Regions from separate parts of the Homo sapiens genome. Here region 1 is linked to region 2. The links are chromatin contacts, found by Hi-C in ENCODE. All regions are on one chromosome and are shown on one strand. Each heading gives the region's core, a stretch centred on a gene start or an enhancer-like site at or near the end of the contact. The rest is flanking DNA. Distances are from core to core; before and after follow the strand shown. Region 1 overlaps SLC24A3 (solute carrier family 24 member 3). Region 2 overlaps SLC24A3 (solute carrier family 24 member 3).

What was found. A loop is a pair of places that touch in the nucleus more often than their neighbours do.
Region 1: a loop to region 2 is called in a map of psoas muscle, with 4 times the contacts of the local background. The contact joins two enhancer-like sites. A Hi-C loop is called at or near these places in 1 of 168 maps with a recorded cell type or tissue (psoas muscle).

What each region holds. Positions count from the first base shown.
Region 1 is chr20:19,537,229-19,542,213 of GRCh38, forward strand. All of the region lies in intron 3 of SLC24A3 (solute carrier family 24 member 3), which reads left to right. Among named protein-coding and RNA genes, the nearest start is that of RIN2, 220 kb to the right of the region's middle. Within about 2 kb of position 3,391, at least 3 of the 41 ENCODE cell types and tissues checked have a DNase peak (open chromatin) inside an H3K27ac peak, as active enhancers do; they include psoas muscle, where a contact is called at or near this core.
Region 2 is chr20:19,499,612-19,504,774 of GRCh38, forward strand. The region is part of intron 2 of SLC24A3 (solute carrier family 24 member 3); the gene reads left to right. Among named protein-coding and RNA genes, the nearest start is that of SLC24A3-AS1, 220 kb to the left of the region's middle. Within about 2 kb of position 2,765, at least 2 of the 41 ENCODE cell types and tissues checked have a DNase peak (open chromatin) inside an H3K27ac peak, as active enhancers do; they include psoas muscle, where a contact is called at or near this core.

The DNA.
Region 1 (4,985 bases), core at 2,141-4,640, 38 kb after region 2:
CACTTCTCAAAAGAAGATATTTATGCAGCCAAAAAACACATGAAAAAATGCTCATCATCACCGGCCATCAGAGAAATGCAAATCAAAACCACAGCGAGATACCATCTCACTCCAATTAGAATGGCGATCATTCAAAAGTCAGGAAACAACAGGTGCTGGAGAGGATGTGGAGAAACAGGAACACTTTTACACTGTTGGTGGGACTGGAAACTAGTTCAACCATTGTGGAAGTCAGTGTGGCGATTCCTCAGGGATCTAGAACTAGAAATACCATTTGACCCAGCCATCCCATTACTGGGCATATACCCAAAGGATTATAAATCATGCTGCTATAAAGACACATGCACACGTATGTTTATTGCAGCACTATTCACAATAGCAAAGACTTGGAACCAACCCAAATGTCCAACAATGATTGACTGGATTAAGAAAATGTGGCACATATACACCATGGAATACTATGCAGCCATAAAAAAATGATGAGTTCATGTCCTTTGTAGGGACATGGATGAAGCTGGAAACCATCATTCTGAGCAAACTATTGCAAGGACAAAAAACCAAACACTGCATGTTCTCACTCATAGGTGGGAATTGAACAATGAGAACACATGGACACAGGAAGGGGAACATCACACACCGGGGACCGTTGTGGGGTGGGGGGAGGGGGAGGGATAGCATTAGGAGATATACCTAATGCTAAATGACGAGTTAATGGGTGCAGCACACCAACATGGCACATGTATACATATGTAACAAACCTGCGCATTGTGCACATGTACCCTAAAACTTAAAGTATAATAATAATAAAATTTAAAAAAAAATGGGGGTAGTTTGGTAATTGGATATCTCCATAGTATCTGTCCAAGATACAGTACATGTTAAGCCACGGTGTGGTTTCCATTGGTAAGAAGGTGGCAACGGTCACTCAAAAGCAAGATGTTGGCCATTTTAGGGTTGAGGTTCAGCCTTGTCTATGTCCTGCTAGACATGTTTCTCAGGATCCACTGGCTTGTGTAGAAACATCAAAATTCTCTTGGAAATAGTGTGATTTGATCGTCAGTGGGTAGATTATTGTTTCATCACAGACCAGGATGGAAGCTGGTCAGCAAGAGACTTAACTATAGATAGAGATAGAGACATCCAATAAAGGATGTGTATCCAGAGTATATATTTTTAAAAACTGTTAAAAATCAATAAGAAAATAACAGACAACTTTGCTTTTTAATGAAAAAAGCAAAAAGACTTGAACTTCATAGATGAGAATGTTCAAATGGCCAATAAACATGAAAAGTTGTTTGACTTCCTTATTCATTAGGGAAATTCAAATTAAAATCACAATGTAGTACCACTATACACCCACCAACATGGCTAAAGAAAGACGAGCAAAACCAAGTGTTGACAAGTATCTAAATAAAGCAACTGGAATTCTCATCTGCTTCTGGAGGAACATAAATTGATGCACTCACTCTGTAAAACTGCTTGGCACTAAGTAGTAGAGCTGAACATATGCATGCTCCCTGATCCAACACCACTACTCCCCGAATCAACAGAAATTCATATATACATGCAATGAAGGTACTAGAATATCCACGGCAGCACTGTTCATGCCAAGCACTGGAAACTACCAAGCTGTCTCTCAATAACAGAAAGGATAAACTGTGCTGTGTTCAAACAACAGAATGCTATGCAACAATGGTGATAATCTACCATGATCCACAACTGCATACAACAACACGGTTGAATCCATGAACACAATATTGAACCAGACACAAAAAAAGTATGGGCTGTATGATCCCACTTATATTAAGGTACAAAAGCAGGCAAAACTAGTCAGTGGTGATAGAAGTCAGGATGATGGTTAGAGACTGTGGGGATGTGCAAGAGCTTCTGGGGTGATAGTTACATTCTGTTGTTTCTTGGGCTGATTACAGATTACATAGTTATATTCACTGTGTAAAAATTCATTCAAGGTATTCACTTCTAATACGTCCATTCCAATTAGAAGGAAACATAACATCAGAATCCTTGTGTTGCTGGTGACATGGCAGCTCTGGCCACACTGGAGCACAGTCTTCCTCCTGCCCTCCCCACCTCTGGGCAGCAGCTGAAGGTGAAATCCTATGCTGGATTTCAGCTGGGGGCAGGGTTCCTTCACACCTTCCAAGTTGGCAGAGACACAGCTTTGAGCCTCGTGGCCTTGTGTGGGGTCGTGAGCTTAGTCTCTGGAGCCAGCCTGCCTGCAATTCTGCTGACTAATAAACATCTGCCCTCATAACACTGAGACACAGTAAGCACTATATTTATTTTTGCCGTTATTTTCTGCTCCATTTTACAGATTTAAAAAACTAAGATTCAGAGTGGACAGATGATTTTAGAGGAAGAAGGGGGAGACACCTTTCCTCCCCATCATAAGGGTCTCAACTGACACTCCTATAACAAATGTCAGGTTAACAAGAGAAAAGCATAACAAATGTATTTAATCAAGTTTCATGTGACACAGGGACCTTCAGAAATGAAGACCCAAAGACCCAGGGAAAATTATCTGTTTTGACACTTACGTTTGATGAAAAATGGGCAGCCATATAAAAATGTGATTGGACAAAAAGGGTGTAATCTAATGGCAAGAGATTAAGGGGGAAACCTAGCATGCCTGTGTGTTCAGCTTCTTCTTAGCCTCTCTGACTTGGATTTTTTCCACCTAAATAGGAGGCAGAACTCTTCTGGAATGAGAGTCTTCAAGGGAGATGGAGAGGGAGAAAGTGACCTTTCGGAATTGTATGGCTTGCTTTTGGGAGAGACCTGTTTTGGGCAATAGGAATTCTGGTTTCTGTGGTTCACTTGGCGGGAGAAGAGGGATGGGAGACAGGAGGGCAGAAAGTCAGAGAGAACTTGCTTCTGAGCCCCTTCCAGTGTCCTTCGGTTCAAAGTACTCAGCATACCAAGGTGCCACACTTCGGGATATGATGTTCTGAGTCCCAGCATGACCCATCCCAAGCCATGCAGTAAAACACGTTCAGTGCAGAGCTGCAACTGGGACCAGCATCTCCTTGACTCCAGAACTTGTGTTCTGAAGCATTCAGCCCTTTCATCAGGAAGGGGAGAACAAGGAACGCAGGGAGTGGTGCTCCTCGAGAGAGACCTGCTCTCTCTGCCATCGCTGGAACAGCCAGAAGCCCCTGAAGCCCTCCACACAAGGGCTCTGCCTGAACACCCATTTTTTAAATGCAAACTAATTCTTCAGTCTGCCTTGGAAACGCAAAAGCTGTTCTTTTACACAAAGATGAAACCAGCAGGCTCGCAGAGGCCAGTAACACCCACTCCCCTGCATCATAAGTTCCAAACAGTGTGTGAGGGACAGAGCCAGCGCCACGGTGAGGAGTAAACATCACACACGCCACACGTGGGTGGTTAGTACTGCATGAAGCCCAGGGGAGGCCCATTTCCTGGCATTCTGCTTCTATGTTTTAGTCAGTGCTGCATTCATGGGTAAGTTTGCATTTGATTTGCTTTATTTCCAAAATTATTTCCAGCAATGGAAAGGGAAGTCGAGAGGAAAAAACCAAAACATTTCCCATCTTCCGTCCCTTTATATAGGGCAGCCTTAGCCCACTCATTACATCACCAAAGATCTATTGCAAATGTCAGTGAAAAGAAAATCTGTTTTGATAACAATGTCACTTTAGATGTATTTGAAATGTCTAAATGTTGGTGCAATTTTGATACTAATAATCCTCCCCGTGTCCCAACCCTACTTTTTGTGGATAACCCCGCACAACAATCCTTGGTGGGAATGTCAGATGACGACTTGAAAGGCAACTGCTTTAAGAAAACCCCATACACACAGCTCATGTGTTCTTCTGATTTAAAAGCAGCTTTTTACTTTAGTCTACATTTGTAGTGGACATATTTAGCTTAAACCTTACAGCAAGATGTACCTTTCAGGATAAAACCCATGTGGAAACCTTTCAGGCAGAAAAGAATGGCTTGTATGGAAGTCTTAATAGTAATGGTAATAACAAGGATAATGGCAGCGGCTGCAGCGGGGAGACGTCTCTGGAAGATGTTGGAGCTATCCTAACACTCCTCCATCCCCATTCACTGTTATCTGCCTGTCCCGGAAGCCTGGCTTCCTTCTCTTCTCTTTTTTCCCACTTTTAGGAAAGCCCATGTCCAGGAGCAGCCTCCCTTTTGTTGCCTCCTGCAAGCCCTCTGTATTAGCACGTGTGTGTCTATTTACACGCACCATTAAGTGCTGTCCCTCAGTTAGAACAGGTGCTGAAGGAAGGGGATTGGTGTAGTCTAAGGATGTGGGGCACCCCCGCGCCCTCCGCCCCCATCCACTTGGAATCCCAAATCCCTAGCATCTCAGGATTGGGAAGGGTCTCAGGATTCATAGTCTCACTCCTATCAAAGCCATTGCTAGAGAACTTAGTTGCCATTTCCGGAATGCTCCTATTAAACTATAAAAATCCCACCTGAGATTGTAAAAACTTTTGCACTATTTTGAAAAAAGTCAGGGAAATGTGCTTCCCAGTTGGCATTTTAGTTGGCCACCCTTTCGGGGTTGGGCGGTGTGTGCGGCTATGGGTCCATCTCTCCTCTCACACATTCTCGAGGTTTGCACATCCTTACCTGTAATTAATTAGTCAGCACACACTGTGGTGCTCCTACTGTGTGCACTACCAGCCAGCCTGTGAGTAAGGGGAGCAAGGAACAGGGAGAGGAAAAAGCCTCAGCTCCTGCCCTTCCAGGTTTTCCAAACCAACGCAATACCAAATGAGAATCCAAGATATCTCACTCCACAGAGTATTATCAAATCAAATGAAGGGGGGACCTGCAGCCAGGCTGGAAGGTGGCATTGAAAGGGGAGAGATAGCAGGTGGAGCAGTGTTCAGAGGCAATGCCCAGAGGAGGAAACACACTTAAGTTGATGTGAAATGTTGAGGTCAAGGTGAAAATTGCAGTTCAATTTATGCAGTCCAATC
Region 2 (5,163 bases), core at 1,515-4,014:
TTATTTGTGAGGGCTCCACCCTCATGACCTAATTACCTCCCAAAGACCCCATCGCACTGGGGATTAGGATTTCAACATATGAATTTGGGGAGTAGGGTATTCAGTCCATTACACACATACACCTAGATACTTGCGTATGCATATGTTTGTACATATGCACACACACATACATGCATACCTATATTTACATACATGTACACACATGGATGCTACATACATACATACATGTACACACATGGATTATACATACATACATGTTTAGGGATGTAGCCTGATTTCTTCAATCATCCTCCAGTTTGTGCATTTGTGTGTGTGTGTGTGCTGGAAGTTAGCTTCCCAGCTGGGCTGTAAACTCCTGACATCAAGACTGTGCTGAATACTCCCTGTTATCCTCCGCCAGCTGAAGAACGACATGGTGGATGTAGCGACTCTGCCCTGAACCCTTGAGTTATATTGATGAGGAAATGTGTGGTGCACACCTGTGTCCCTGAAAAGCTCATTACATGATGCAAGTGGGATCAGAGTCACTTTGGTCTTTGAATCTTTCTCAAGGAACCTGTATCCTTGGAAAGAACCATTTACCTGAAATTGTTGAGAAAAAGCCACTCGATTTGCTTCTGTGTCGTAGACTCAGTGGAAGGAAATGCCACTCTCTCCAGTCCCCCAACTGTGGATACTCGGCCGCCACCTCGGAAGCTATTAGGCAGGGTCTCCTTTCCTTGTTCAGGATCCCCATGGGATTTGCTGCTTCTATCTTCAGATTCAAAAGCAGCTCTTTTGCTTCTCTCCTCATCTTAGTGTTACCTAGGAGATCAGAGATTTTTATGAGTTAGGATTGACAGTCTGATCATATTTATGTGAGCTAGGCAAGAAAAGTTAAATATTGGAGTCTCTCATTGAATACAATATTATTTGGATAAAAAATTGTCTCAAACATTGAAAGGGTCATTTTCTAAAAGAATTTATTTTAATAAATTTTCCTCCATAAATCTATATGAAATGCCCTGAAATTCAAAGTTATATAATATATGAGAAAACATCAAAGGAAGCAATGATATTAAATTCCTTTCCATCCTTGAAAATTCTGCTAAGTTATTTTACCCCACCCACTGCATGAACTCAAACATCGTTACAAGAACTCAAACAGCCCAGTGAGGTGCAACACAGCTTCTTCAAGTACATGGTAAACCACTCCTCGTCTGGGAAGGCTGGAGAGGAGGTATTAGTATCTTTGATCAGCCTTTGACTCAAGTGGGCCTGAAATTTGTCCTAGCTCATGACTGTAAATGTATACATTTGCATGAGGCCTCTGTGACATCATGACCAAGGTTATTACATCAGAGTGGATGTTGCTACCACTACCTCTTGCATTATTTTGTCTTGTAATAATTGTATTACTTTATGGATCTCTTTTAATCTGTTTTCAACTCCAGCCAACCCTGCAATGATACATAAGTACATGGAAAGACAAAGATGACAATCTTTGTGCCAATGACACAAACTCATAGGTTCTGAGGAGGAGCAAGAAGTAATTGACTTATAATGGGTGATATGATGGCATTCTAACATAAGAATGAAGTGAAACTTTTTCCTCCTACTTCCTGTCCACTTTCCCTCCTTACTTGGAACATAAATTATGGTATTTATCATTTTCATCTTAACTAACTCAACAACTAAGCCAAATTTTCACTTTCTTCCATAAAAAAAGTAAATGTTAATACTGAGGTACTTTATGTAATGGCCGGACTTGGTCAAAAGTTTTATTTTTCTGCCCACTTTTCTTTCCTCTTCATAAAGCTTCACAAGTTTCTCTAGACTCGAAAAGCATTTATTAAACACCTACCTTGCTGTTACCATGAATTTCAATTTGGCGACTTCACATGGGACATCAAAATCTGACACTTGCAGGAAACATCTAAGAGATCCCACAGATTCTAAAGGAAAGTAGAACACAATTTTACCTTCTTGGCTGTAACTGGTTTCCAATATCATTTTGCCTCTGAACACATGTTCTTGCCTCTGAGCCTTGGGGCATCACCTGTCAGAGACATTAGAACTGCCACAGATGCTTGTTTGGGATGACTTGACCTTGAAATATTTATAGTTGAGAGCTTTGGAAGGCTGCAGTGTCTCTTCCTGTAATCTCCCACTGTTCTGATTGCTCTTTCTGTCTGATTTTTGGTTTATCCACGTAAGTTGACATGCAATTAGCTCACCTCCCAGGCTTTCCATCCTAGCTTGTCAGCCCATCCCAACAACCTTTACTTTCCCTAGGCTGTTATTTACCACCAGGCCACACCGTGACTCCAGGCAGCATAAGTTCCATGGAGGACTTAATGTGGCTAAGGGCAAGTTTGGGGAATCTTTAATGTGAATTTGGTTTGCAGTCGCTTATGAAGTAGAATATATTCCAGAGGAAAGTGAAGAAAACAAGCAGAGACTGGAGGGGATATGAACCTCAAAAGAAAACTAGACTGGCAGAGAGCCATAGCAGTTAGCTTTTCTCCTCTGAAACCTCCCCAAGGTGTGTAGCATATGGGGGATAGAGCTCAGGCAGAAAGCAGCAGTCTTACTCGGTTGAGGCATCAGAGATTGGAGCTTGGGTCCCAGAGCAGCTGAAAATTGGGGGAAATCTCAGAAAGAAAGGAGTCAAAGAGGGAGAGCCCTATAATAGACATATAAATTTCCCTCAGGTCCGTGACTGACTGCTGAACCTCACATGCTTGGGGATGACTCCACGCGGCCCAGGGAAAACAACAGCTGAAAGGCTGAAAGCGGATATGTCAGCTGCTGCCTGGCACTGGGGAGACAAACTGAGAAGTGCAAGCCTCTAAAGTTAAAGGGGCTTGATAAACAGTTCAGATGCTCCACTGAAAGCCTATAGGGACCACATCTCAGGACTAAGGGCACACTTAAAACAGGCCTAAAATTACCACAAATGATGACCCTCCAGTAATTCAATCAAAGCTGAAAACCTAAAACCACCTCTGGCTTTGTGGCTTGTAATTACAATCCTCTGATAATTCAACTTCCTATTAGAACAAAACTCAACACTGTTCAGAGGAAGATGACAGAATCCAGAATCTCCTGAGCCACCATCCATGAAGTCAAATATATAATAAAAAAAATTAATAGAAGACCGGGTGCAGTGGCTTATGCTTGTAATCTCAGCACTTTGGGAGGCCAAGGTGGGAGGATAGCTTGAGGCCAGGAGTTTGAGACCAGCTTAGGTGACATAGCAAGACCCTGTCTCTACCAAAAAAAAAAAAAAAAAAAAAAATAGCTGGGCATGTTGATGCACACCTGTTGGGAGGCTAAGGTGGGAGGATTGCTTAAGCCCAGGAGTTGGAGGCTGCAGTGAGCCATGATAGTGTTACTGCGCTCCAGCCCTGGCAACAGAGTGAGACCTTGTCTCAGAAAAAAAAAAAAAAAAAATACTAGATACACATCAAGTAGATTCTAAATTCTCTTGCTTTGATCTTGCTTGCTCCAAACTCTGACAGGTCTTCTGCCATCTACAAGGCAGCACAGTGCCCTTCCTAAGATACCTCTCATGTCATCAGTTTCTGTTCTTAATCTGTAACCCAAAATCCTAGCTGGACACCAAAGCACATTGTTGAAGCAAAAGGCACTTAGTATGTTTCATTCAGAGCTATAGTGTGCCATCACCAGAGCCCTGTGACAGTTCAAGGAAATGGAGAAAAGTGAACAAATGAATTACATTTTTGGTTTGAATTAATTATGCTCTTTTCTTAATTTCTGTTCATATTCAGAGGCAAATGTTGTCCAAGAGATGGAGACTTGATATTTGGAATCTAAACTTTGGATGCACAAACTTAGTGATCTAACAAAAAATAATCAAGTTCTAATCTACCCTTAAAAGAGTTTCAGGAGTAATTTGCAGATTCTTTAGTGCTTTGACCTAAAATTATAGGTAAATGGTCAAAAAATATTGAATGTATGGTAACATAAAAGGAAAAATGATTTCCTGCAGTCAACATCTGCATTTTCCCCTTAAGGAGGGGGCCAGAGGTGGCCAGGACCAAAACTGAGAAGTAAGCACAGCTCTTATTTTTTCCAACTGAGCTAATCAATATTTTTTGTCTGCTTATTTATGTCTTCCTACAACAGCTACGCATATTCTTAGATATTTATTTCATTATCATAAACTAGAAATCAAGCTAAAGATTAAAGACGTCTCAATAAATTCCCTGAAGATACCAAATACCTTCAAGCAGATGGATTAGTAATAACTCTCCCCCTTTTAAATGGATTATATTCTAAAATAGGTGCAGATCAAACAAAATGATATCAGGAATCACTATTACCAGGACCAAGGAGTGCCAGTTATTCTTTCATTTTAGGACTTGGTTAGCAAAGCTTCAGTATAGGGAAATAAGGAGCGCACATGTCCCTGTTCCTATTCCCCTAACCATGGTAGACATTGCTAATAGATGGAGATGCTCTACCACACTGAGCCCCATCCAAGACTCAGCCTATCAGTCAATCATTAGCAGTCAAGCAATGAACATGAATGAGACTAATTTTCTATCCTTAAAATTGGCAGTCGTGGAATAACAACATCAGGAGGAAAGAAAAAGGGCAGTTTTTAAGAGGGGAAGCAGAGGGAAACTTTTGTGCTTTTCATGAAATTCTGTTATTATCCTCCCATCTATAGACCAATAGAACCATAAAGGTTACTTCCACCTCTGGAATTTAATGAGTTAACATTAAAAAATGTCATTGATTTTGAAACCTCCAGCCATTTAGCATGCACACTTCACCTTCTATAAAATAAATATTTAAAGTTTAAAAACTTTCCATGTAGATTCCTGTAGGGAATTACTACATTCCAAAAGCACTATTTCAAGTGCATTTTTTTTCTAGAAAAGTTTTTCATGCAATCTCATCCTTTCTGAGGGCATTGAACAGGAATGGGCATTCCTTGTAATCACCATGGGTTCCCTTGAGGAACTATTTAGTGGGTTCCTGTGTACATCAGCCTATTGGTCTGGATCAATAGCAGACATAAGAACATGAGAGATGCAGCACTTGGGTCAGACCCTAGGTCATCCATTCAAACATTCTGTCTCTGATGTTGGCACCAAGGGACACTTTGAGAAACAAAGGAGTCCAAGAAGAGTATCAAGTTCTGCACACCAC